2 separate regions of the Homo sapiens genome follow, and region 2 is linked to region 1. A link is an interaction called in ENCODE POLR2A ChIA-PET data of the cell type or tissue named here. Cell type or tissue: PC-3. All regions are shown on one strand. Each heading gives the region's core, and the rest is flanking DNA. Links, peaks and the distances in the headings are about the cores only. Region 1 has its middle 15 kb from the start of LINC02625. Region 2 overlaps LINC02625 (long intergenic non-protein coding RNA 2625).

Region 1 (2,925 bases), core at 426-2,925:
TAAAAATACAAAAAATAGCTGGGCGTGGTGGTGCGTGCCTGTAATCCCAGCTACTTGGGAGGCTGAGGTGGGAGGATTGCTTGAACCTGGGAGGCAGAGGTTGCAGTGGGCCGAGATCATGTCTTTGCACTGCAGCCTCGGTGACAGAGTGAGACTCTGTCTCAAAATAATGAATACGTTAAGTTAATTAATTAAATAGCCAGGCATGGTGGCTCAGGCCTGTAATGCCAGCTATGCAGAGGCTGAGGCAGGATGATACCGTGAGCTCTGGAGTTTAAGGCTGCAGTGAGTTATGATCGTGTCACTATGCTCCAACCTGGGTGGCAGGGCAAGACCCTGTCTCTAAATATATATATTTATTTATATAAAATGAGGAGAGGAAACAGCACAAGTGGCAAATTGATAAAGAAAAAATCAGAAAGAAAATGCACCAATGTTTAAACTTCAGGAAAAATTAGTCTGAAGGGGAAGGTATTTGGTCAGGGATCTTGGGAGAGGCTAACTTCATCTGGGGTTAATTAGAGTCCCATCTCAGGGAACAGCCATCTTATTGGCTGAATATGGGAAAGGGCCAGAAATAATAAAGTATCTACAAGGAAAGACGTTAATAGAAGAAAAGATCTTTTCTCTTTTTGTCTTCCCAGTGGTTTCCTCTTCAATACACCCCTTCCTGTCTCCTAACTCGATCCCACCCAGCATCTATTACTCTCCTATTAGGCTGCTCATGCATTTTTAAATCCAGCTTAATTGGACATTGACATATTTGGCTCCTCTCTTTAGCACCAAAGCCACCCAATCAAGTAAAAAATTTATTTTCTCCTCAGTACTGCAAATGGAAAGTATCTGCATGCAAAAAAATAAAATATAAATAAAAATTCCTTCTGTAAGAAAGAATATCAACAAGAGCACAAAGTAGAACATGCCAAGTGTTTAGAAAGACAACATCAGCTTCATTTTATTTAAATGCTCCATTGTTTGTAATAAATTTTTAATAGCTTGAAAATCTAATTTTTCCACTACCAATTTTATCCTTGGCCACTTGGCAAATACTGATACTGGCTTTTTTTTTTCTTTTCTGCCTCTGTTACCCCAGTAGTAAAAGCTGGAGATCTGGATATGTGAGTTCTTAATTATGAACCATTACAATGAAAATATCAGCTCTGTATTGGGAATAGCACCAAATGGTATAAAGACCTAGACTGTTATGAATTATTTGGGACCAGAGTATCTCTCCACCCTACTATAGGAGAGAGAACACTCAGAAAAATAGAGACGAAAAGTCTGTGGGGGTGGCTGATCTGTAGTGAAACTCTTTTATAATTTAGAAGACACAATTGTACCGAACCTTTATACTAACCACATATTACTCATTGCATAATTATTGCAGGATTGAAAATGTATGACAAATGTGCCATAACTCCCCCCGCCCACTCTCATGGCAGACATTGCTAATCAACTATGAAACTCTTTCCCACTAAACATTCTAGGTGGACACCGCGGTTGGGATAGTGTGGCAGGGGGAAGGTTGGGGCAGAAAGAGCAAGAATCTCCCCTATTCCTGATACTTCCTTCTTGTAAAAAGAGCACCACTAATGTAACACTCCTACTTTCCTCCAGAGAAGAAAAAGAGACATAATCTGATTGGTAAGCTTTAAAAGAAACACTAGTCATGGGTTGCCAAGCCCCTTCCTCTGGCAGTATGCACACTCACACAGAGCATGTGCTCCTGATATTTCTCTACCAGCTAATAAATTTATCAGTGAACTTACTCCTCAACCTGTAGGAAGATCAGCAGTGGTCCAATGCTGCTGGAGGCTGGGTGTGGTCCCTGCAATATCACAGTTAAGAATGGGGACGCTCACTGGCACAGCAGATATAACCACATTCCTCAGTAGCAACTTTAACAACAACAAAGGTGATGTTTTGACTCTTTCTGTCTTACTCTTTTGCCTAGCTCTAATTGATTCAAGCCTTGGGCCAAAAAGAAGGGTGATGTTTCAGGGTCCCTTAAAACCCCTCACAGAAGCAATTGATTAGGGCGCTCACAGGAAATTGATGTACAGTCTAGTACACTTCAGGAGCCATAATGTGGTCTGATTTACAGTTAACGAGAGATGTGTGAGGTCAGTGTTGTTTGGGGTGGCATGCCAACGACCTATACAAGGCCCGACACAGGAGTAGCTCTTGTGTCATCAAGTTCCCGAGACTTTGCAGTCCAGATCATCAGTTCTGTCATTGCTTCAGACATGGTCTGTCCCAAGCAACTCACCCAACTGACCAAATTCATGGGCAACCCTCATATACTCCCGGTGGAAGTGGAAATTGGTGCCATTTTGAGGGGGCCAATTTAGCAGTACATAGCCAAATTGTCCATTTAGTTATGCATTGTGATGGCAGTTTCACTTCTGTGTATCTATTCTCATAGAAAATGCACAAAAATAAATGTCCAAGTTTATTGCAACACCTATTGTCACGATGATAATTTGGAAACTACCTAAATGCCCAGCCATAGAGAACTGGTTAAATAAATAGTTATGAAATATTGTGAATTGGCTTCTAGTCATTTCATGGGTTTTTTGGTTTGTTTGGTTAGTTGGTTGGTGTTTTAGAGACGGGGTCCTGCTCTGTTGTCCAGGCTGGAGTGCAGCGGCGATCATAGCTCACTGTATCCTCCTTGGGCTGAAGTGATTCTCCCGCCCCAGCCTCCCAAGTAGCTGGGACTACAGGTGCACGCCACCATGCCTGGCTATTTTTTAATTTTTTTGTAGAGACAGAATCTCTCTATCTTGTCTTGAACTCCTGCATTCAAGTGATCCTGCCCCCTCAGTCTTCCTGAGCACTGACTGGGATTACAGGTGTGAGCCACCATGCCTGGCCCATTTTGTTTTTTAATGTAGCAATTTTATACTATGTGTCATGGCATGG
Region 2 (2,925 bases), core at 215-2,714, 57 kb before region 1:
AGTTCATCAACAGCCCTGGACGAAGAAAAATATATTAGCAGTCCAACCACTTACTCCCCTTCCCCAAGACCCGCTGTTCTGTGTCAGCTGTTGACTCCCCATAATGGCCATGACCGTGGGCAGTGGAGACCATGGGGACACGGGTGTGCAATGATGGTCCTGGACTAGCCACTAACTCTTGAGGACAGACACTTCACCTGCTTCCTCTTCCTTCTGTCAGATTAAGAAGATGGAACGTAAGTTTAAGGGCATACTTGGTTCTATTCTTTCTCCTGAAAATTCAGATGATGCCTTCGATTTTATAAAGAAGAGGATCATTTTTTTCATGGAGAAGAACAGCCATACTTCCTGGGAGAGAGAACCTCACAGTCTTGACTGCAGGCGGGAACAATCTTCAGCTCTGACATCAAATACCGGGGACTGGAATTCAGGTTCCACTACTTACTATTGGTGGGACCTCGGGCAAGTTCTTTTCAGAAGACACTACCAGCACCTACCTCACAGGGTTACTATGAGGATCAAATAAAATGTGCAGGTAAAGCACATAATATAGTGCATGGGAGGTTATATATGTTTAATTCATGCCACGGATTATGACAATAATAAATGTTATAATTACATAAAATTATTTAAATTACTCCATATTATAAAAAATAAAAATTGTTATTATTTCCTAAAGCTATGAAAGTCCTGAGTAATAATATATTGCCATCACCTTTTAACAACTGTCAGACAGTAATCTCAACCAAACTTTGAAACAAGAATGTAACAGAGAGTTAAGGAAGAAGCCCCAAAGAAACCCAAAGTATTCAGTTGTTTCTTACATTAAAAAGGGTTGGAACATATTTAAAGGAGTGAAGGGCCTTCAGAGGGCATGAAGGTTTCGTCTTACGTGCCAAGACGAGTTCTGGCCACCTGGTACTCTCTCAAAGGGAGAATGTTGAGGCTACATCCAGGCGTAGCAGGAAGAAGTGCTGTGATCTATTAGTAATGTCTGCCACAGACATGCAGCACAGGGTCTAGTGACATTTACTATATAACAGCTATCTCTGGATTCTCTTCTGGATCTCAGATCATTTTTCCAGGCTCCGCCACTAGATAAGGTACAAGATCATTATTTTAGGTAACCAATGACCTCAATCTTCAGAAGCAAGAAAATCTTACTATGTATTTAAATGTAGATAAATATGTATTAGTAATAAGTCTACCAAGAAATTGCTCAGGAGTGAAAGGGAACCTGTAAGTTGTGGCCTGTTTCTTTTTCTATTGCTTTATTATATACTATTTGCACTCTCTCTAATTCTGTTTAATCTCTGCAGTTCTCAGCAGTCAAAATCTTTGTGTTAATTCTCTGTTGAGCAGGAAAAGAAAAAAAAACCCTGCTGATTTCTAACATAATACTTCAAAACAGATCCTGTTTCTGTTACTTCCGCATTACATACCTAGCACTTGGAACTAGTTTTGGTATAGCATAGGTGCTCAATAAGTGCTTTTAATGAATTAATCGGATGCATTTGATGTCATCTCCCTCTTAGGATGTGAGCTTCTCTAAGACAAATATGGTGAATTACTCATTATTTGCTCCTTTGCCCTCACTCCCTAAAGTGATTGGCACAGTATCCAGTACGTGGTAAGGGCTCTATAAATATTTGTTAAATGAATGAAGTATTAATGACAGTACTGCCAACTTTCATAGCCTCAAATTTCTTCTGCTATCGGTTAAGGCCTCTTGCTACATAAATCTTTCATATCAGTGCATTACAGTATTTGAGAATATTTCATTTGAAGAACTCAGCAGAGAATATTTCCCATAAAAAGGAACAGCCCCCTATATTACCTTATTACTCACTAATTTCATAAGAAGTGCTGTTTGCTAAATTCCTCCACCCTGCTTTTGCCTTGTTTTGCACTTTCACTGCTATCTGCTTTGCTCCCAAAGCAGCCCCTCATACTTTGGAAACCACAGGGAGGCAACAATGAACCAAGACTTTTTCCTCATCAAACACTTTCCTTCTAAAGCAAAATCTTTCTTGTCCATTGTCCCACTGTAGCAAATCTCTCCCGAACTTCTGCAGTGCCCTTTTTGTCTGAAGGAATTTCCATTTACCACATCCAGTAAATACCTTTAGTGATCAGTGACTCGGCACCTGATTTTTAACACTCAATCAAGATGCGCTATGTTTCCATCATGTGATGGTTAAATTTAATTTAAAACAAAGAGATTTCTTCACACTCATTCCATTTTGCTTCAGTTTCCAAGGCAATTTGTGTTTGTGCAGAAACCAAATGTGCTCTCTGGAGACAGATGGAGACTGGTTTTTTCTACAGGTGCCTGCCTACTACCTACCTACCTGCTCATCTTTGTAGTCTTAATCTGTTTTCCTTCCACATGAACACTTTTTCTTTAGTTTAAATTTTTATCTTATTTTATTGCATTTATCTTTGTAAGCCACCTTGAATCTATTTGGAATAAGGTGGTATTACGATTCAATGAATATAAAAATAAATTCATATGCCTTATATTCATATTCATATAGCTCCTGCCCCCCTGATGCTTAGAGTCTTCCTAGAAAAATAAGACTTACTTACTTGAGGAAATATGCAAGGGAGTGATTGGCAGACAGTTGCAGGAAGGTAGACAACAGATTCCTATAGAAAGCTACATTTGAAGGGACATTCAAAATTATCCAGCGGAGGTTGTGTGTCCTATGCGGAGTCACCTGAGTACTTAGTGGCAGAATCAAAACAAGTCCTCATCTTCTAACTCCAAACCTTATGCTTGCTTGATGCCCTCAGCTCCTCAATGCTTGCCAAATAGTAAGGCAAATGTGTATAATAGTCCATTGAGGAAGATCCCTCAACAGATATGAAATAATTGGTCATTATTGAGCAAATGTCAATGTCCTCTAACGGTCACCCAAGCAA

What was found. Peaks named below come from ENCODE experiments on the same cell type or tissue, not always from the same donor. Only the 100,000 strongest peaks of a DNase experiment are listed, where the experiment ranks them.
Region 2: POLR2A ChIA-PET joins it to region 1 with 5 read pairs; 9 of 35 experiments call an interaction of 5 or more read pairs at or near these places.

Annotation. Positions count from the first base shown.
Region 1 is chr10:61,881,416-61,884,340 of GRCh38, forward strand. No RefSeq gene overlaps it. Among named protein-coding and RNA genes, the nearest start is that of LINC02625, 15 kb to the left of the region's middle. In PC-3, for the core only: no CTCF peak of the experiment used is centred there; a DNase peak (open chromatin) is centred at 1,416.
Region 2 is chr10:61,824,216-61,827,140 of GRCh38, forward strand. The region is part of intron 2 of LINC02625 (long intergenic non-protein coding RNA 2625); the gene reads right to left. Among named protein-coding and RNA genes, the nearest start is that of LINC02625, 42 kb to the right of the region's middle. In PC-3, for the core only: no CTCF peak of the experiment used is centred there; a DNase peak (open chromatin) is centred at 1,596; H3K27ac peaks cover 1,501 bases.